2 separate regions of the Homo sapiens genome follow, and region 2 is linked to region 1. A link is an interaction called in ENCODE POLR2A ChIA-PET data of the cell type or tissue named here. Cell type or tissue: Caco-2. All regions are shown on one strand. Each heading gives the region's core, and the rest is flanking DNA. Links, peaks and the distances in the headings are about the cores only. Region 1 overlaps STOX2 (storkhead box 2). Region 2 holds the start of LOC124900826 (a long non-coding RNA gene).

What was found. Peaks named below come from ENCODE experiments on the same cell type or tissue, not always from the same donor. Only the 100,000 strongest peaks of a DNase experiment are listed, where the experiment ranks them.
Region 2: POLR2A ChIA-PET joins it to region 1 with 7 read pairs; 4 of 35 experiments call an interaction of 5 or more read pairs at or near these places.

Annotation. Positions count from the first base shown.
Region 1 is chr4:183,957,282-183,962,281 of GRCh38, forward strand. All of the region lies in intron 1 of STOX2 (storkhead box 2), which reads left to right. Among named protein-coding and RNA genes, the nearest start is that of STOX2, 54 kb to the left of the region's middle. In Caco-2, for the core only: no CTCF peak of the experiment used is centred there; a DNase peak (open chromatin) is centred at 2,930; H3K27me3 peaks cover 135 bases.
Region 2 is chr4:184,076,628-184,093,004 of GRCh38, forward strand. LOC124900826 (a long non-coding RNA gene) reads left to right here and starts at 2,782. Exons shown (of 2, transcript XR_007058415.1): 1 at 2,782-4,808; 2 at 15,470-16,377. It overlaps ENPP6 (ectonucleotide pyrophosphatase/phosphodiesterase 6), which reads right to left. Exons shown (of 8, transcript NM_153343.4): 8 at 12,079-14,755. The coding sequence ends at 14,550. In Caco-2, for the core only: no CTCF peak of the experiment used is centred there; no DNase peak of the experiment used is centred there.

The DNA.
Region 1 (5,000 bases), core at 1-5,000:
TTGTCTTTTTCTTTTTGTAATTAAAAATAATCTGTTGATATTTTGAGGCTGTATGAATAGCTTGTTTTCCAACAGCCTTTGACCCTGTGGTTTTATCATGCATCAGTAATTCTTGCTTTAATCACTTGTTGCAATGGTGGTTACAAATGTGATATTCGAATTCGATAGTTTCTTCTAAAGTTATGAATTGATGTTCATTTGTTGAACGAAAATAAGCACTGTCCTTTCTAAGCACTCTATAATTTTTTGTTTGTTTTTGTGCCATAATGGACTCATGGATTTCTTTTTATTCAGTGGGTTATAGTCTTTTGCAGGCATGGTATTCTATGCTGAACTGGTTCCCGATTTGACCACAGAAATCCTTTCAATCTTGTCCCCGTGTCTTTTGAGGTGTCCTCATCAGTTTTTGAGCCTTTTCTGACACTAAATGATGTTCCATGTTCACCTATGTTTTTCCTGCCTTGGACCTATTTGTGATGATCAATTATTTCTCTAAGGCACCGTGGTTTCCTTCAGGGCGGATGGTAGAATGGTATTTAGAACCCAATATCGTGAATAAGGCACCCTGGTTTCTTTCAGGGGGGATGATAAAATGGTATTTAGAACCCAAGAGAGTGAATAAGGCACCCTGGTTTCTTTCAGGGGGGATGGTAGAATGGTATTTAGAACCCACTATCGTGAATGAGGCACCCTGGTTTCTTTCAGGGGGGATGGTAGAATGGTATTTAGAACCCAAGATCGTGAATGAGGCACCCTGGTTTCTTTCAGGGGGGATGGTAGAATGGTATTTACAACCCAAGATCGTGAATAAGGCACCCTGGTTTCTTTCAGGGGGGATGGTAGAATAGTATTTAGAACCCAAGATCATGAATAAGGCACCCTGGTTTCTTTCAGGGGGAATGGTAGAATGGTATTTACAACCCAAGATCGTGAATGCTATGGGAGCTCTTTGTACTGGGGTGGCGTTGCCTCCTGAGCTTTTCAGTGGACGGAGCTAGGAGAAATATACATATAAAATCAGGAGTTCATAGAGATATCACTGGGCTCTTTGTCTCCTCTCATGATTAATTTTCTCAGTCACACCATATATACCATATATATAAAATACCATATATATAAAATAGTAATTTTAGAATTACTATACCCATACCACCCTCTGTGGTTGGCTTTTCCTCTTGTATATATATTTATACTTTCTTCACTCCTGTAATTCAGCTACTTCTCATCCATCTGCTTTTCCAACTTCCAAAATTATTTCATGACTTATCTGCTTTCATCTTCCCTCTCATTCTCTTCTCCTTTTCTATTCCACCTACTGTCATTTTGGTGAGAGTTGGGGAGACACTGTTTGCAGTCTGCCATGTTTAACTGAAAAGCCCATCTTAGATCTTCCGTCTGTTGGTTACTTGAAGTAAGAAGACAGAGAATAAGCAGTATTTACCTTTAACACCCCAAGTAGCTCTGCTCATGATGTCTGCCTCGGTGTCCCGGGCCCGCACTCCTCCAGTATCCCTCACTGGCAATTAGAACTCTGTACGGCTTCCTTGAAGTTTCTCTTCCTAACTCTCTCAGTGGGTGGGACTCCTTTTCAGTGATATTGACGGTAGACCTGAAAATTCAGGGATGTGGGCAGTTCTGGAGAGAATAGGCCAGGCTCTCTGTGGATACATTTGCACTGTGCTTGAGGACTGAATGCTACAAATCAGACAGTCCTGGATTATTTCAGACTGAAAAAAATTAGGAGACTAACCTGGGAAGAGGCAGAAGGCACGCCAGCTCTCTCAGCATGTTTTTGATGTCTCGGTGTTCTCATTTCATTGAAATTAGTGCAGACCTCTCCCCTCAGCTGTAACACTTGGATTTTCTAAGCCACTTTGATGTCTCCTATCTCTGCTTATTTACAATGAACATAGCTTCGAATTTTCATTTTCTTTCTACTCTGTTAAATGTGTTATGTGGAAATCTGAAATCTGAAGACAAATTTTTACCTTAGAATTCTAAGAATGCCTTTGGTATCAACGCCAGTTAGGAAGGTCTAACTCAGGGCGGAAGGGGGGGTTTTCAAAAAGGTGATATTCGTGAGGCAGCCATCGCCTTCGAAACACTTTGAGAGGTTTAATTTATTTCTCATGCTTTGGTAAACAAAAGCTGGCATTTTCTTTCCATGGTTTTTCCACTGCAAGGCTGCCGTTCCTCCCCTTCCCCCGCAGTGGTGCATTTTGGTGATCAAATCTAAAACATGTGTCAGGTTTGCGGGCATGCTTTTTACCAGGAACCTCCTTTAATACTTGCCATATTGGCAGTTTTCACAAGATCTTCTCGCTGTGCTTTATTTATTTATTTATTTACTCTGCTTGCATTGTGGAATTATGGGTAGAGCTGTTTTACATCAGAATCATGTTAAATAAAAATATTGAAAGAACATTTTGACCAAGAATAATGTGAATATTTCAACATAAATATCTATGCTGAATTGGCTTCTAGATTTCAGAACAGGAAGAACATCTTCAGTGATGTTCATGATTTGGATTTGCTTTGCTGCGGAGTAGGTTTAGCGACAAATTCCATCTGGCTGGAGCTACATGCAGTCTCTCTATTGATTGGTTATATTGGGACTTCATGGGAGTGTCCTTCAATTTGCTTTTCCCAGCATTTTTAAAAGCTCCATTGGAAAAAAAAATAGAGACTAGAAAAGAAAAAAGGAACCTGCATTGTTTCAGTTTGCATCCAACATGCAAAACATAGTTCTAAATTTTTAATTAGCTAAGTGAGTGGTGAAAAGGAAAAGTAATATAACAAGCCTCCGTGAGCAGCTGGGATGTGTTGTCATGACGACAAGTTCAGCAGGCTGCCAGCAAGCATGTCAATGGGTAATATTGGGAGAGCGCTTTGAAACAGTGCCTGCTAGCCACAATGTGATTGGTCACGCCTCTGTTGTCTTTGTGTGAACCGGTGCATGCTGGGTAAGACCTAGAGTGAATGCTCAGCTTGTCTCAAGGCTGCAATGAGGTAATGCTTCTGAATCTTTGGGGATCATGAGCTCCTGCCTCCAAAAGACTGCAGTCTAGAGTGTTTTCATTCCGATTTGCGTTAATTACCGACTGTAACATGTTAGGAAGTTTTACAGCTGCCTTTATTCAATCTTTTATATGTGCATGTGTATATTATAGATAACTTAACACGTGTGTATGCTGCATAGAGAATCTCAAGCGTATTCTAAAAAAAGAGATAACCCTCCATATTAGTCATTCTGCTCAGAGTCAACATTTCATTTGATTGCTGGCATCAGTGACAATATCTATTGGTGGATAAATGATACATTAAAGTGCATTTACATTGGGTAAGCAAACTTGTTCATTTCTAGAGGATATTTTGGCATTGATTACTTTTTAAAGCCTTTTATCTATAATGAGTCGTAAGGGCCATAAAGGGGGATGTAAAGAGTGTCGGATTTGCTTGGTCAGGAGGTTTAGTTCATTTTTAGATTCCTTGAAATTGGCTGGTTTATATCCTAATATTGATATTATAGTCTTTCATTAATTGACCATAATATCTGATTGCTCCAAAACTATCTGCTGAATAATGCTCTGACAGTTTCAACTTAAAGCTGTAAAGGGAAGCTGTGTTTACAGACGCAAAGATCTGGAAATGTTTATGGTGGTTTGTGAAACAAATACATCAAGGTGCTGATGTGACAGAGACACATGAGCTACACCCCTCAGCCCTACCCCTGGTTCTCTGTGACACAGCGACTTGGATGCTCTCCAGGGTTTTGTCGGTTGGTTAGAGAATGTTTTATCACATTCATAAATAGTAACCCAATGCCCTGGAAAGGTTAAGGCAGTGTCTCCAACTAAGGTATGTGTCGCTAGGGGGGACACATACCATAGTTGAGTTGGGCTATCTGGTTCATCGTGTCACAAATGGGAAGCATGTGAGCAAGCTTTTGGACAGAGCTCACCGAGCTGTCATATTGCCACCCCAATGTATTTACCCCTCAAACAGTTCATAAAAATTTATAAGCCTTTAAAAGCATAAACAAAGAATAAAAACACATCGAACGACAAGTGATGGTTGCTGCTGCTGCTGCTGCTGCTGCTGCTGCATAGAACGGTGGACTCTGCCAGCCACCTTGCTTTATGTGAGGTCAGGCCACCGGCATGTGAGGAAGCTGGATGATCGTCAGCCCAGCTACCTCCGTTCACCAAATACAAGGCCAGCTAGCAAGAATCTGTAGCCAGCTTTGCAGCGCTTCACCCTTGCTTTATTCTTTTATATATTCATTTTTTAATGTTTTAGATTCAGCGGTACAAGTGCAGTACCCCTAAATCTTATTGTGTTACATGCGTATCTTCCACAGTGGTGACGTCTGGGCTTTTAGTGTGCCCATCACCCAGATAGTGTACACTGTACCCAGTAGGTAGTATTCTTGGCTTATTTCTACCCCTCTATATGGTTTCCGTTTATATGGCTTTGTAAAGAAAGACTTTACCAAAGATACATAAATGTGATAGCATAGCTAGGTTTTTAAATAATTGGTTCAAAATATTTGTAGCACAAAAAGGATCTTGGGTTGTGACTTTTACCAAGATGTTGATTCTATCTCCTGGCACAAATGCCAAAGCCAGACAGCTTGTGCTGAGACCACAGTTGGAGAGGCCTTTGAAGTGGGCTGGAGTCCTTTGTCTAAAACAAAGCAGGGTGCGGTGACCCCATGAAGAGAAATCCACCTGTTGATGAGACAGGCACTTTTTCTCTATAAACATTTGATTGTTCTGTTACCTTCATTTCTCTGGCAGATGGGTTAATTGTGTAGTTTCAAATTTCAAACATGCTTTTCTAATTAAACAATTTTTAGGTTCATTAATGACTCAGTTTGCATAAGATTGGATCCTCTGTAGTGCAGTTCCATTGTTATAAGCAGGATTTGTTATCTTTGTTGACTCGCAGGCTGTAAAGATTCCCTTACTTTAAAATGTAGAAATCACATTTCTTAATCG
Region 2 (16,377 bases), core at 4,342-9,341, 120 kb after region 1:
TTCATTCCTGGTTGAACATTATAATCACGTGGGAATTTTTGTTAAATATCAGCACTTGGCCCCCTCTAGGCCTTCTGAATCGGAATCTGCAGGGTGGAGCCTGGACCTCAGTACTTACAGGTAATGTCCTCCAGTAATTTTGGACAGCCAAGTTTGAGAACTAGTGACTCTAGTTCAAAAATTTTAATTCATTATGACTATCATACAATACCCATAGAGAGACAGCAATCCTCCTTAGGAGTGTATAGAGGCCATCTGATGGGAGCTTTGGGGTCATCTGAAAATAGCATGTGGGACCACTGGGGGACAGCTTGGTGGGGGATATGCCGAGGGTATGTCTGAAGCTGTTCGCAAAGCAAGCCTCCTGTTTGGACTTATTTGTATCAGTCCATTTATGCTGCTATAACAAAATACCTTAGACTGGGTAATTGATAAATAAGAGAAATGTATTGCTCACAATTCCGGAGGCTGGGAAGTCCAAGACAGAGGCATCAGCAGAGTCAGTGTCTGCAGAGAGCCTGTTCCTCATAGATGGAGACTTCTTTGTGTCCTCATATGGCAGAAGAGGGCGAGGGCGCTTGTTCAAGGCTTTCTTACGATGCAGGAGAGACCCTACATCACCCTCGTGATGCAGGGTACCACCTCGTCATCATAAGGAAGAGACCTCCTCGTCTCCTTTTCTCTGGACCTGCGCCCCTGCCCTGTCTGCCACTCTTCCACATCTGTGGGAGTGCAGGAGGTGCTTGGAGCACCCCCTCCTTCAAAGACAGGGTGGAGGCTCAGCTCCCTGCGCGTCTGCTGACATCACCCTGGGGCCAGACGTTCTAACCAGCAGAACGTCAGGGGAGAGAGGAGAGGTGGAAACAAGGTTATTTCCACTTCCCGATGCTGCTGAAAGGTAATAAAAGGCAAATCTGACTCTGAAGATGTGAGAAGGAAGGAGATGCTGAGTGGGATTCTTCCTCCTCCATATGCTAAGTCTTGGGTGTTCAGGACTCAGCTCCTTTCTGTTGTCTCTTCTAAGGTGTAGGAAAAATGACAGTACAAGTGTGTACCAGAGTTTAGTTGAAAAGTTGAACTAAGTATGGTAAAGACAGAGCTCATTCATCTTTTCTTCTCTCTGCCCGTGGCTCCACTCCCTTTAGTATATGCCTGAAGAGGGAGGCTGCTGGAACGTCAGAAAGAAACCCCTGCCCTCTGGATTTCATGTCATGCAGCCTGTCACTTCTCCAGTTCTGCTACTCTCTGCAAAACATTTTCTGCATCCAACTTCTCCAACCCATCCCTGCTCTGAGGAGCACTGTCCAAATTTAGGTGATCTTCTGACCAGAGCATCCTAACCTGTTTTGCTTTATTTACTTATTCAATCATTCATTCATTTATTCAACAGACAAGTATCAACTATTTTGTGGCAGCCTTTGTTGGGTGTTGAAGGAGACCCCCCCAAATGAAAAGATACTATCTCAGTGTTTGTTTTGTTTACAGAATAAACTTGAAAACAAACGGTTACAATATAGTGTGAGTTGTTTTGTGATAAGCAAGACAATAGCAAGAACCTGAAAGCGCACCAGCATTACAGAACATCTAAGATCCGAAGGATAAACGTTTGCTAGACAGAGTGGGCAGGACATCTGGACACAAGGCCAGCGCAAGAGAGTTGAGAATGGCACAGCCAGGGGCTCATCTGTGAAACTTGTCAGGGAGCATGGAGAGATATAGGGGAAGCCAAGCCCCAGAAATGAGTTGGAGGCAGAATTTGGAATTTCAGTTTATAGGAATGAGAGAGATAAAGGTGGCTTTGAAGCAGGTCAGCAACCTGCCGTTGCTGAGAGACAATTCTACAGGCAAGGCAAAGAGCCGACTGCAGCGGTACGTCCAATGGCCAAGAGTGAGGTCCTGAAGGAGGCAGCAGGTGAGGAGACCAGCAGGAACACGGGTCACTGAGCTTCCTGTTACCAGCCCCTCTGCGTGAAAGCAGGTTCCTTCTTTCATTGCATTACTCCTGTTTTCCCTGAAATGCTCTCTATTCATTGCCTGTTGCAACAGGAACATTTTGTCCCATAGACATGAAAATTCAATTTGCTCAGAAATGCAAGAATGTGGCCTGGCGCGGTGATTCACATCTGTAATCCCAGCCCTTTGTGAGGCCGAGACGGGTGGATCGCCTGATGTCAGGAGTTCAAGACCAGCCTAGCCAACATGGTGAAACCCCGTCTCTACTAAAATTACAAAAATTAGCCAGCCGTGGTGGCAGGCACCTGTAATCTCAGCTACTTGGGAGGCTGCCATAAGAGAATCGCTTGAACCCACAGGCGGAGGTTGCAGTGAGCCGAGACTGTACCATAGCACTACAGCCTGGGGAACAAGAGCAAAACTCCATCTCAAAAAAAGACAAAAATCAAAACAAAAATGGAAGAATGCAATGATAGTGTAAGTTCTTTGAGGACAGTAACCATATTTTTCTCTTCTGTGTATCCCCAGAATACAGTACAGTAACTGATGTGAAGGAGGAATTCCATAGATTTTTGATGAGGCCAGGCGCAGTGGGCTCACGCCTGTAATCCCAGCACTTAAGGAGGCTGAGGTGGAAGGATCCCCTGAGGCCAGAAATTCAACATCAGCCTGGGAAACATAGTGAGACCCCATCTTTACAGGAAATTTAAAAATTAGACGGGTGTGGTAGTGTGCCTGTAGTTCCAGCTACTCAGGAGGTTGAAGTGGGAGGATGGCCTGAATCCAGGAGTCGGAGGCTGCAGTGAGCTGTGATCACACTCCTGCACTCCAGCCTCTGGGCAAGTGGTAGTTTGTGGTAGTTTGTTATGGCAGCCGTGGCTTGCCAGCAACCACTAGAAGCTAGGAAGGGACAAGGCGACAGAGTGAGACCCTGACTCAAAAAAATCTTTGATGAGCTGGATTGACTCCTGAATAATTGGAAGGGTGTGTTAGCCTCCTGCGGCCGTGATAACAAACGACCACAAGCTGGGCAGCTTTAAGCCACAGAAATCAAAGTGTCACAGGGTCACGAGTCATCCGAAGGCTCGAGTGGAGACTCCCTCCTTGCACCTCCCCAGCGTCTGGTGGTTGCTGGCAAGCCTTGGTATTCCTCTGCTGGCAGCTGCACTGCTCCAGTCTGTGTCTGTCACTTCCCTGCCTTCTTCTCTGTGTCACTGAGTCCACATTTCCCTCTCCTTTAAGGACACCAGTCATTGGATGAGGTTCCACCCTAATCCACTGTGACCTCATCTTAATTGGATTATATCTGCACAAACCCTATTTCCAAATAAACTCACATTCACAAGTACCTTACCAGGGGTAAGGATGGGAACATATCTTTTGGGAGGGCCGCAGCTTAACTAACAAAGCGTGCTGTGTGTGCTCTTCTTCTGTATCTACAGGTCTGAAGCTTCTTTGGAGGGACTCCTTCCACATGGGGCAGGTTATTCCGGAAGCAGCTCCAGAACTTCAAATAATTATATTACACAGTCAGCACACCGTTTTCTAAGGGCTAGATTCATGCATTCTTTCAGTGTTTGAGGGCCTGCTGTGTGCTGATGCTGCTTCAGGATCTGGATGTGGAGAGATGAGTAAGCCAGACAGCTCTGATCAAATACAATTGTTTGTGTTTTAAACTTGCCAAGGGCATCATGGACTCTTCTGGCAATTACATGATTAAAACATAGTTTTAAGAGAAAGGAAAGTCATCATTTTTCTTTTTGCCAAGATGTAAACTAAGATGCATGACTGGGAAAATGTCATCTTATAGGATCATGCCTATGGACAAGGGCTTATGGCAAAACTGTGGAGCTCAGCTTGGAGTGCCCCGAATCTGAGCACAGCAGGATGACAAATACAGAAGCAAGGATGGGTGGTCTGTGGGAGGGGAGATGAAGGGGAGTTGCGGGATGGATTGCAGTAGTGCTGGGGGCCCTGACAGTGGATCAGGCCAGGAGTCCTCCTGAGCTGTCCTGGTGGCCCCTGGAACCACCAATGTGATGGAACTTCTCCTGGTCCAGTGAGCACCCTGGGTGGTACAGGAAAGAAACACACTGGAGCAGGCATTCCGCACTCAGGGAACCACCCCAGGACAGCTGTGTGTTTGTGCCTTCTTCCTCTTCGTGGCTTTCCTCGAAAGGTGGCATGGCCTCAGGCTGCCATCACACCCTTCTTCCCCTTGGGCCTTCTGGCCTGACACTCCGTGTGCCTCCCTGCCTGCCTCCTGCTTCTGATTTCAATCCTTGGACTCTCAACAACTCGTCTCCCTTTGTCAATATGGAGAATGTGTAACAAATGGCCTCTGTTTGGCGGAGGTGGGACGGCTGACACCTATGAATGGACCTCTGGACAGCTCCTCCTGCCAGACCAAGGCCACAGGGACCCAGACAGTGACAGCAGGCAAAGAAGCTGCATTCTGGCCCGGGACTCTTGGAGTACTCACCAGCCATGAGGGACGAAGGCTGAGATGCAACGTGAAACATGGACATAAATGTGGTTGTTTTGTATAACCCCCCAAATAACTGGGGGAGATGCTACCTCTCTCCATAGTTTTTTTACTTGGTGACACGCAGCATATATATGAGAATGAAGGAAGGATCTTGAAGATCATGGTTCCCACACAAATTACAAGCACCATCGTTAATGCGTGGTTACAGTAAAGAGTCCTATCCAGTTTCTCAACTGCCAACCCCCACCCCTCGTATGAGGACTATGAGACATCATAACCTGCAGGTAGAGTTCAGTATTCAACAAAATGAGCAGCTGTCATCCTGGCTGTCACCTGGTGAACCAGAGGCTGGTGTTTCCTACTTAAGGTATGAACAGACTTCTGCCTTTAATCATTCCTGGGCCGGGTTCTATTAATACATATCAGGCAACTATGAAAAAAATGACTGGATTTTTTTCCCCAAGCAATCAAAAGTAGTTTCATATTATTTTATATTAGTGTGTGAGAGTTACATATATTTGTATACCATTTGTTAAATCCTTAATTCTAAGACTTGAAAATGAACTACAGAAATCTGTGTCCGGTGCATTTAAGTTCAGGATTCAGGGCAAACTACTGCAAGTGGCCAACGTAAACTTTTCACTGAAAGGCTGCAGAAGAATGCAGATATACGTGATGTTGTCTGAAAGCCCTCTACAAGATGTTTTACTCTACTAGCCTTGAATTATTTTGGTGTGAGAAGCAGAGCTGCTCATCCCATGCAGAAATAGAGCGCTGAATTTGATCAATCAAATTCAGACCCTCAACTAGCCCACACGCCCAAGCGTAACCCTTGTCTTTGCAGAGCCTGGGATGTGTCACCATGAAGGCACTGTGGCCACACTGCAGTTCTCCAGGGTGAGCCTGTGGTTCATCCATAAACAACTGTTAACAGTTTCCACACCCACCAGCTTCCCATTGCTGTTGAGCCTTGTTCAGATCTTGCCTTTGCTGGATCCTTCAACAGTAGGTCTCACAGTGATGGAAGCTGCTTCTGGGCCTTGCACCTTCTAGTCCTCTGAGCCAGGAATGTGCATGGAGGTCGTATTCCCAGGGCCAATGAAGCTCCGTGGGAAGCAGGCAGGGGGCGGGGCCTCCACTTCAAGCACCACTTTATTTTCAGGGACGTTTGCTACGTTTCCCACCTCTGGCCTTTCTCCACTCTTCACACCCTCGTCTCCCCAGTAGAGGAGAAGTGATTTACCTTATTGGGGAGCTTCAGAAGGAGCCCCTTTCCTGCTTCTCTCTGAAGGGCCAGCTGTGCACACAGAGCTCACAGTGTCTCCTGCTCCTCTGTTCTCTGAGTCTCACAGGTGCAAGGCCTTGGTGGGCAACCGTGTGTAATTCAGAGGTGAGGTATTACAAACCATATTCTCCAGTATCCATCAGCTTTGTTTTAAGAAAGAGGATATTTTACTCTCCATCTGCCATACCCTGTGTCTACCTCCATGAGTTTTCAAATTAGTTAGGATGCAGGGGTGGCAATTATTAGGGTCCCTCAGACCCCGACATCCTAAAAAGAGAGAAAACAAGCTAGCTTACTGTTTTCAAGGAAACTATGAGACAGAGAAGAAAAACAGAATTATTTGCATATTTAGCATGCAATAAACTTCATGCAAAGTAAAATGTGTATGAATGCAAGGAAATAGAAATAAAGATAATTGTGAACCACAGCATTACCCAGTGCTAAAGGGAAACAAAAGTGAAGTAATTGAGGGAAAATGGGGTTAAATAAGAAGGTCAGAGTTTAGATTAAAATGTTGAAGCAGAGACTTTAAATAGTGGAAGTGGGCCAGGTGTGGTGGCTCACGCCTGTAACCCCAGAATTTCGGGAGGCCGAGGTAGGCAGATCACCTGAGGTCAGGAGGAGTTCGAGACCAGCCTGGCCAACTAAAAAGACAAAAATTATCTGGGTGGGGGGTGTGCGCCTGTAATTCCAGCTACTCAGGAGGCTGAGGCAGGAGAATTGCTTGAACCCAGGAGGCGGAGGTTGCAGTGAACCGAGATGGTGCCACTGCACTCCAGCCTGGGTAACAGAGCGAGACTCCATCTCAAAAAAAAAAAAAAAGTGGAAGTGGAGTGGGGTAGAGGGGTGGATAACAATAGGGCAGGGGGTGAGGAATGCAATAAAATGCAAGTAAAATAAATCATCATTCGCTCATTGAACAGGCTGACAGACCTACACATGCCAGGCCTGGTTAACCCTGCTGAAAGTGTTAAGTCGAGACCATGGACGCTCACTGAAGAGTTTAGAGCCAAGGAATGGCCTGGCCTGACTTGCATGTTAGAAAACCCCTTGGGTGGAAGAGAGGAGAATGACCTGAAACCTTAAGATCTCAAGGAAGCCTGATAGGAGGTCACTGCATAATGATAAGTGGAATGATAAGGTGGAACTTCTAGTTGGGGTACTGGGGAGAAGGGGCTTGTGGGGCTGTTACTGGCTTCTAGGGTGAGGCCATAAGAGTGCTCTGGGACAGCCTGGGTGAACTTGGGTGGTGAAGCTGGATAGAGACTGGACTCGGGCTGTCCCAGGGATGGTGGTGGAAATGGGGCCTCAACACAGGCTCAGCTGGAAGATGGTGCAGAATCCTAAGGTAGGGTCCTCTGCAGTGCTTCCAGGTGATGGAGCTGTTTTCAAGAACATTAGGGCTCACCTTCTATAGAAGATATTTCTCCTTGAATTTATGGGATACTCATTTTAGTGTTCCATACCGAGTATTGTGTAACCAGAAATACAAAATTTAAATTTCTGAAGTGATTTGGATTTTTGTTTTTAAATAAGTTTTGGTCAACAGAATAATTTAAACATTTCTCTAAAAAGCAGACATGCTTTGCAGCAAGTATTGCGGGGACAGCTGGATATCTACATGGAGAAGAATGAAGTCATGCTCTTTCCACACACCTAACACAAAAATTAACTCAAAGTGGATCACAGACCTAAACATAAGAGTTAAAACTTTATCACTCTTAGGAGAAATTAAGGGAGTAAATCTTCATGATAATCTGGGCTTAGGCAAAGCCTTTTTAGATATGACACAAAAAGCAGAACTGACAAAAGAGAAAACCGATGTTAGACATCATCAAAAGTTTAAACATTTTCTGCTTCAAAGGACGCCATCAAGAAAGTGAAAAGAAAGCTCACAGAAGGAGAAAAATATTTGCAAACCATATATCTAATAAAGGACTGGTATGCAGAATGTATAAAGAATGCTTACAACTCAAAAGACAAATAATCCAATTAAAAAATGAGAAAGTTCAAAGAGCTAAAAGCAGACCGACCATTGGACCCAGCAATCCCATTACTGGGTATATAACCAGAGTAAAATAAATTGTTCCACCATAAAGACACATGCATGTGAATGTTCATCGCACCACTATTCACAATAGCAAAGATGTGGAATCAACCTAAATGCCCATCAATGAGAGATTGAATAAAGAAAATCTGGTACATACACACCATGGAATACTATGCAGCCATAAAAAAGAATGAGATCATGCCTTTTGCGGGAACATGGAAGAAGCTGGAGGTTATTATTCTTAGCAAACTAACACAGGAACAGAAAACCAAATACTGCATGTTCTCATTTACAAGTGGGAGCTCAATGATGAGAACACATGGATATGAAGAGGGGAAAAACAAAACACTGGGGCTGTTTGGAGGATGGAGGGTGAGAGGAGGGAGAGGATCAAGAAAAACAACTAATGGGCACTGAGCTTAATACCTGGGTGATGAAAAAAGCTGTTCAGACCACCACCCACCACCCCTGACACGAGTTTACCTATATAGAAAACAAAACAAACAAAAAAACATGGGAAAGGATTTGAATAGAATTTCTCCAGCAAAGATAGACAAATGCCAATAAGCACATGAGAAGATGCTCAACCTGACTCATTACTGGGAAACTGCAAACAAACCCACCGTGAAATATCACTTCACACTCACTAGGATGGTTGTCATTAAGGACAGCTAGTACCAAATGTTGGCAAGGATGTAGAGAAATTCGAACTCTCCTACACTGTTTGTGGGAATGCAAAATGGGGCAGCCAAGTTGGAAAATAGTCTGATAGTTCCTCAAAAGTTTAGCATAAAGTTACCATCTGACCCAGAAGTTCCACTCCTAGTGACAGACCCAAGAGAAATGAAAACGGGTCCACAAAAATGTGTTCATGAATGAAACACATGATGAAAATCAAAAAAGTGAGAAAAACTAATGTCTGTCCATAGGTGAACGAACAAATAAAATGAAGTATATCCATACAATGGAATAATTCTTTGTAAATGAAAGGAATGAAGTACTGATTCATGCTATAACCTTGAAACCATTATGCTAAGTGTAAGAAGCCATCTGCAAAGGACAACATATTGTGTTATTCTATGAAGTGTCCAGAACAGGCAAATCTGTAGAGCCAGAAAGCAGTTTCGTGGTTGCCTGGGGTGGTAGTGGGAGGAAATGGGGGTAACTGCTAGTGTACTAATGGGTTTGGAGTTTCTTTTTGGAGTGATAAAAATGTTCTAAAGTTTGTGATAGTTGCACAACTCAGTGAATACACTAAAAGCTGTTGAATTGTACACTTCAAATGGATGAATTGTATGGTGTGTGAATTCAATCTCAATAAAGCGCTATATTTTTAAAAAGTTAATATGCATAGTATATTTAAAATGTAATTCCCTCCTCCCCGCCCCCAGTTCCTTCCTTCTTTCCTTCCTTCCTTCCTTCCTCCCCCATGCTTAATTTATAAGCCTGAGATAGAATATGTTTAGATCCATGAAATAAAGCGTAATTATATTGTTAGTTGGGTAATAAGAAAAGAGAGCAAGGCAAAAGTGAAAAGTTCATTTAATTTGAGAAACTGCAGGCAGAGAGGATATCTGAGGTTTGAGCAAGTCCCCTTAATGACATTGATTCATTTTTTATTCAACACATATTTACGGGACGTGTATTAAACATTTGAGGCACTGTACTAGGTGCTACTTTATGATTTCACAGCAACATACGAGTATATTTTCCATAGCACGCACCTGAGACCAAGTTTTAAATGTTTTATAACAAGTCTGTTGAGGCTACCTCCTTCCTTTTTTCTAGCAAGTCATTTACAGTAGCTGACTTTGGTCTATCACAAATTGCTTACAAAGATAAAACCCACAATCACACTTGGAAATCTCTTGCTATTTACAGAAGTGCAAAGCACTTTCTTGGAAAATTCATAAAATAGCTGTGAGTCTTGAATAATGCCTGAGTGTGTCTTGTAGCACCGTTGGGGATCTCAGAGCCACAGGGAGTGGGATGTGGAGAAACTGAGTCTGCCTATTGTGGGTCCTCCCTCCACCACTGGGGCTGCAGATCTACTTTGGTTTAGAAGGACTGAACACTTGACCCAGCCGAGGCCCCTAGAGATATGGGCTGATGATGAAATAGCTTTCAGGAGAATTGGGTCTACAGGATCAAGTCAGAACCCACCTCTTATCAGAGCAAACCCAAGCCTTGGGTCCAGGTGACTTCAAGGTGCTATCTCAGGACCACCCCAGACCCTCTGAACCTGCATCTCTGGAGGTGGGTCAGATGAGGCTTAAAAGCCCAGGAAGTTTGCAAACTACTGTCTATGATGAACTCGGCTCTGAGGTGGACTCCCAAGGTCCCTTTAAAAGTAAAGGAAACTAGGACCTTATAAGTGAGGACTGTTGGAGGCTAAAAGGAATCCCCTGGGCCAGATCTAGTTGATGCTTAGATCCTCACAACTTAATTGAATTGGATTCCAGAGATTAGGCATATGGACAGGAAGAGTGGTCACTCATCTCATCTTTATTATTATTATTATTTTGTCTTTTTTTTTTGTTTGTTTACTTTAAGTTCGGGGATACATGTGCAGAACGTGCAGGTTTGTTACATGTGCCATGGTAGTTTGCTGCACCTATCAATCCATCATCTAGGTTTTAAGCCCTGCGTGCATTAGGTATTTGTCCTAAGGCTCTCCCTCCCCCTGCCTCCTACCACTTACCCCAACAAGGCTCGGTGTGTGCCGTTCTCCTCCCTGTGTCCATGTGTTCTCATTGTTCAACTCCCACTTATGAGTGAAAACATGCAGTATTTGGTTTTCTGTTCCTGTGTTAATTTTCTGAGAACGATGGCTTCTAGCTTCATCCGTGTCCCTGCAAAGGACATGATCTCATTCTTTTTTATGGCTGCATAGTATCACATGGTATATATGTGCCACATCTTCTTTATCCAATCTGTCATTGATGGACATGTGGGTTGGTTCTAAGTCTTTGACATTGTAAATAGTGCTGCAATAAACCTATGTGTGTATGTGTCTTTATAGTAGAATGATTTATAATCTTTTGGGTATATACCCGGTAATGGGATTGCTGGGCCAAATGGTATTTCTGGTTCTAGATCCTTGAGGAATTGCCACATTGTCTTCCACAATGGTTGAACTAATTTACAGTCCCACCATCAGTGTAAAAGCATTTTATTTCTCCACAGCCTCGCCAGCATCTATTGTTTCCTGACTTTTTAATAATCGTCCAAAAAGAGCCCGTATAGCCAAGACAATTGTAAGCAAAAAGAACAAAGCTGGAGGTATCATGCTATCTGACTTGAAACTATATTACAAGGCTACAGTAACCAAAACAGCATGGTACTGGTACCAAAACAGATATATAGACCAATGGAACAGAACAGAGACCTCAGAAATAACACTGCACATCTACAACCATCTGATCTTCAACAGAGCTGACAAAAACATGCCATGGGGAAAGATTCCCTACTTAATAAATTATGCTGAGAAAACTGGCTAGCCATGTGCAGAAAGCTGAAACTGGATCCCTTCCTTACACCTTATGCAAAAATTAACTCAAGATAGATTAAAGACTTAAAGGTAAAACCAAAACCATAAAAACCCTAGAAGAAAACCCAGGCAATACCATTCAGGACATAGGCATGGGCAAAAACCTCATGACTAAAACACCAAAAGCAATGGCAACAAAACCTAAAATTGACAAATGAGATCTAATTAAACTAAAGAGCTTCTGCACAGCAAAAGAAATTATCATCAGAGTGAACAGGCAACCTACAGAATGGAAGAAAATTTCTACAATCTACCTATCTGACAAAGGTCTAATATCAGAATCTACAAGGAACGTAAACAAATTTACAAGAAAAAACAACACCATCAAAAACTGGGCAAAGGATATGAACAGACACTTCTCAAAAGAAGACACTTATGAAGCCAAGAAGCATATGAAAAAAAGTTCATTATCACTGTTCATTAGAGAACTGCAAATCAAAACCGCAATGAGATACCATCTCATGCCAGTCAGAATGGCGATTATTAAAAAGTCATCTCATCTTTAATCTGAGGCTCATTCCTTTCATTTGTCCTCGGTAGACCAACCCAATTATCTTTGTCCTGGAATCAGCCGTGAAGTTGAAAAGTAATCCAGGAGACAAAGTGTCTATACATATTCCTAGCAGATTTTAGTCCTATGGAAAAAAATACATTTAGAGAAAGTGGAATTTTCCTAAGGAGAACAATGTAATTTTAAAACAAAAATAAAAGGGAACAAATTTTCACCAAATAATTAAGCCATAAAAAATATATGCATTATTTAAGTAAAAAGCTTTATTTTTTTCCCTCAGTGTCTGAATCTTCTTTATTGTTTACCAGGATTCATGATTCCTTTTGTAACTTGTTCTCAGTCATTTATTCAGTTGAGTAATTACACTTTGTCAGACAAATATCTAAAGTTTTATTATGTAACTTGCAGATTTTCAGGACGAGTGAAGGAGGAAAATGGCAGAAGAGTTCAGGAAAGACAAAAATGCAAGACTGTGTCTAAGTTTATGCCTCTCTTGAGTTTGATGATCCAATTTTAATTTAATCATTTGAGTATCTCTTAGGGATTCTTCCTCCACAGTGGAGGAAAGTGGGCTCTACTGAATTCATTGGAACACCGTCCTTTAAGGAGAAAGAAACTTTGAACAATAGACGTCTTTTTCAACAACTACTGCCAATGTTTTGAAAGTTGTCATTTGTTTTCAGCTAGATAACAAAGGCTGAAGAGTTGCCTTCTTTCCAATTGATCCGATGGTTTACTGGCGCTTTTAAAACACATTACATAAATCTTTAGAAATCTTTTGTGAAGGTAAATTCAGTATTTTTAAGCAGTGATCCTTTGCTCTCATGATTCATGGCATGGAGACAGCACCCAGCTTTCCTGAATCAAGGTGAACGTTGATATTCAGTTTTCAAGGTAACACACCATATAAGGCCTCCATCGTCCTGAGGAGACCTGATATATTGCCTTTTCCTGACAAAAAGTCTCACTTGCAGATGTACCTCAATTAGTGCAAACTTTTTTTTTCTTTCTATTTTTTGGGGGGGGTGGAGGATGGGGTCTTGCTCTGTTGCCCAGGCTGGAGTGCAGTGGTGTGATCAAAGCTCACTGCAGCCTTGACCTCCTGGGCTCAAATGATTCTCCTGCCTCAGCCTCCCAAGTAGCTGAGACCACAGGCATGTGCCACCATGCCTGGCTAATTTTTTAAAAATCTTTTATGTTTTGTAGAGATGGGGGTCGCCCTGTGTTGCCCAAGTTAGTCTGGAACTCCTGGCCTCAAGGGTTCGTTTGTCCCTCCTTGGCCTCCGAAAGTGTTGGGATTATAGGTGTGAGCCACCATGCCCAGCCCAAACTCATTTTTTAATGCAGTGATAGTGTATGCAAGTATATATATGTATATAGATATAAATGATCATGTAAAAAGGAGTTATTTCTTGTGTTACAATTTCTCCTATAGCAAACACAGATGACTAAGCTAAAAATATTTCAACTCAGGCTCAGTGGCTCTTCTCAAAGGTATCAAAAGAACTTAGGTCTCAAAGGTGGTACTTTGGCCAAACTGTTTCCTAATCAAACGACCAGTTAGTTGGTCAGTGACTGGGACTCTGCTCCATCATGCTCTCTCCATTCTCCACCCAGCACCATTTTCTTTGGAATTCTATGCCACTCAAAGACTGTTGTTGAGCAAGCCATGCTGCAGGGGTACTGGTGTCCAGGATTAAGGCTTAGTGCATCACCTCTCTGAGCAACCCACCGAGATCCTTGCTGATGCCTCCACATTCTCATCAGTGAGCCAGCCCTTTCCCAGGCTATAATGTCATGTCAGGGATTGCTCTTGTCTGCACCCTATATTGGGAGCCACAGAGTGGCATGTCTGAGGAAGCCTTTGCACAGGTGAACGGACAGGGAAGGCAGGCAGGCCATCCATTTGTCCATCAATATGCAGGGCCTGCTATGTGCCGGGCTTCATGCCACGATACACTATGTGTGATAAGTCTCACAGAAGCCCATGTCCATCAGAAGCTTTTCTGCTCCTCAAGGCAAGAGAGAAATTTTCGTGCACTCAGACTTTGGGAGGGCACTCATGTCTTTCACCTTGTTCTATGAGTTCTCCAATCCTTAGTGATTTATTTATTTTTTGATTGATTGGTGATCCATGCTAAGTTACGTCCTTTCTGGAGCTCAGTATAAGATGAAAAAATTCCATGAGCTGGGTCAGAAATAGACAGTAGCTTTTGCTTTCATGTAGACCTCCTTTTATCAGGGATGGAAGGAACAGTACAGGATTGTGGCCACAGACACTGAGGATGGCTCCTGGGTGTGGACAGGGCACAGACAAGGGCCTGGTCTGAGGGGGTCCTTTGTGCAAGGTGGGACAGAGAGGGGCCCAGAGCCACGTCTGTCTGCAATAACCACTCCAAGTTTGGTTGCTGCAGGAGCAGGTCCCTGCTCAGAGAGTTCATCCTGAGTAACGTGAAAAGAAAGGAGAAAATGACATATAACTGCACAAATGGAAAGCTAGGATTTTCCTACCTTCTGGAAAAACAAGGTTTGTATCTTTTTTAACAAGTAGGAACTTTTATGTATAGAATTATCCAAGAATAATGTATTTACAATGTGCATGGTCTTGATTGTGTTAATGAAGCTATTATTCACACATAAAATGAAAATCATCTGGCTTTGGAGGCCCACTTTGCTGATGGTGTTTTTTTCTGAGACAAGCAATATGATCAGTTATGCAAGCAGGAAGAGAAGAATCAGTGCCAGGGCACAGTGGCTGGGCCAGACAGGCGGGGCAGTGCTGGCGCGGCCCTTCAGCATGCACATCACCCTGGACCAGGATCCGTTGTTGGGCAGCGGGGTGATGCCCACCACATTGCACATGACATTGTAGACGTCCACCGACCTGATAGGAGCAGCTCTGAAGTTGGATTTGAAATCTGAAAGGGAAAGGCAAACAAACAAGTTGTCATGGCAGCTCCAGGGCAGAGGTGGGCTGAACGCAATAAAGAAGAATTACATTCAGGCTGCAGGTGACATTGAGATTAGGGAATCAGCTCCATCAGTGGGGTGTGGCCTAGTGAGTGTGAACATAGAAGGGTATCCGGAAGGCTGTAGGTTAGAAAGGGAAACAGCTTTCTATGGCTCATGGAGATGAATTTCTTTAAAAGACAAGCAGCAGAGCCAGGCTTGGGGGCTCACACCTGTAGTCTCAGCAAGTTGGGAGGGCGAGGAGGGAGGATTGCCTGAGCCCAGGAGTTTGAGACCAGCCTGGATGACAGAGCAAGACACTATCTCTAAAAAAAATTTTTTAAACCAGGCATGGTGGTGTGCTCCCAGCTACTCGGAAGGCTGAGGTAAGGAGATCACTTAAGCCCAGGAGTTCAAGGCTGCAGTGAGCCATGATAGTGCCACTGTACTCCAGCCTGGGCAAGAGAGCAAGATCCTGTCTCAAAAAAAGGTAATCAGCAAACAGACTTTCTTTGTGCATAACTGTGCTCTCTTTGTGACAACAGCACTTTCTTTGGGGGCTGCGGGGAGGCTGAAGTGCCATCTGATGCTGCTCCATGTCTGCAGAGAGCACAGCAGAGCCTGTATGGTCACAGAGTGACTGTCTTGCCCTTAACCAAATTAAATGCTATGTCATTTTTCAGAACATCTATCTAGCCCGGACCGACAGCCAGAGTGCCAGCGTCTACTGCAGAGGCCGCACGGCAACTCAAGAATGTTTTCTCACTTTGCTGCCCCATCGAGGTCACAGGTCTTGATGGAATGTGAAACTGCAGTTTTCTCGGTGCTCGCTAGCTCAGCAGCCATGGCGATGGTTTCCTAAATACATTTGGAAGATGAGTGGAACACTCTTTGGGAGCATTTTACCAACAGATAAAATACATTAGCCATGTGGAAAATGAGCAAACTGGTATCTGAATCAGGGATCCATGTGCAGGCTCTGAGCGATCTAATGGAGAAGACCACTGTGCCTCTGCCCAGAGTGGCCCCAAGCTCGAGAGTCACGCAAGAACACACAGGTAGGGTGGCCACACGCAGCACGGTGAGTGAGGGACGCCGAGGGTGACTCCACAAGTCTTTGGAGGGATTTCAATCAAGGGATTTCTTCTTCTCTACAGCGGGCAGATGAGAGGCAGAATTCAAAGCACTTGTCCATTTAAAGAGTGAATGTAAGATTTTAGTAATACACAAAAGCAACTTCACTTTTAGGCCCCAAACCAGAGCTTGTAACAAAATACCCAATGCTACATTAAGGTTGAATTCAGGGAGGAGATTTAAGCCATTGATAAAGGCCTGTGCCTGTGCTTTCTAGTTCCCCTACAACTTTTGAAGGAAATGAGTTGTTTGGGGGCCGTAAAGCCAAGTTTTTTAAGATATTAGAAATAATCTTTGTAATTGCTTTGCTAAAGAATCCTAAATACTTTAGTTAAAAAGCAAACAAACAACAACACACAGCAATATATTGCAGAGGTATCAACACCAAATTCTGCTCCTCTATTTATCCTGGAATTATAAATTGGAAAAAAGCTAAATATAGATACTTCTGCCACAT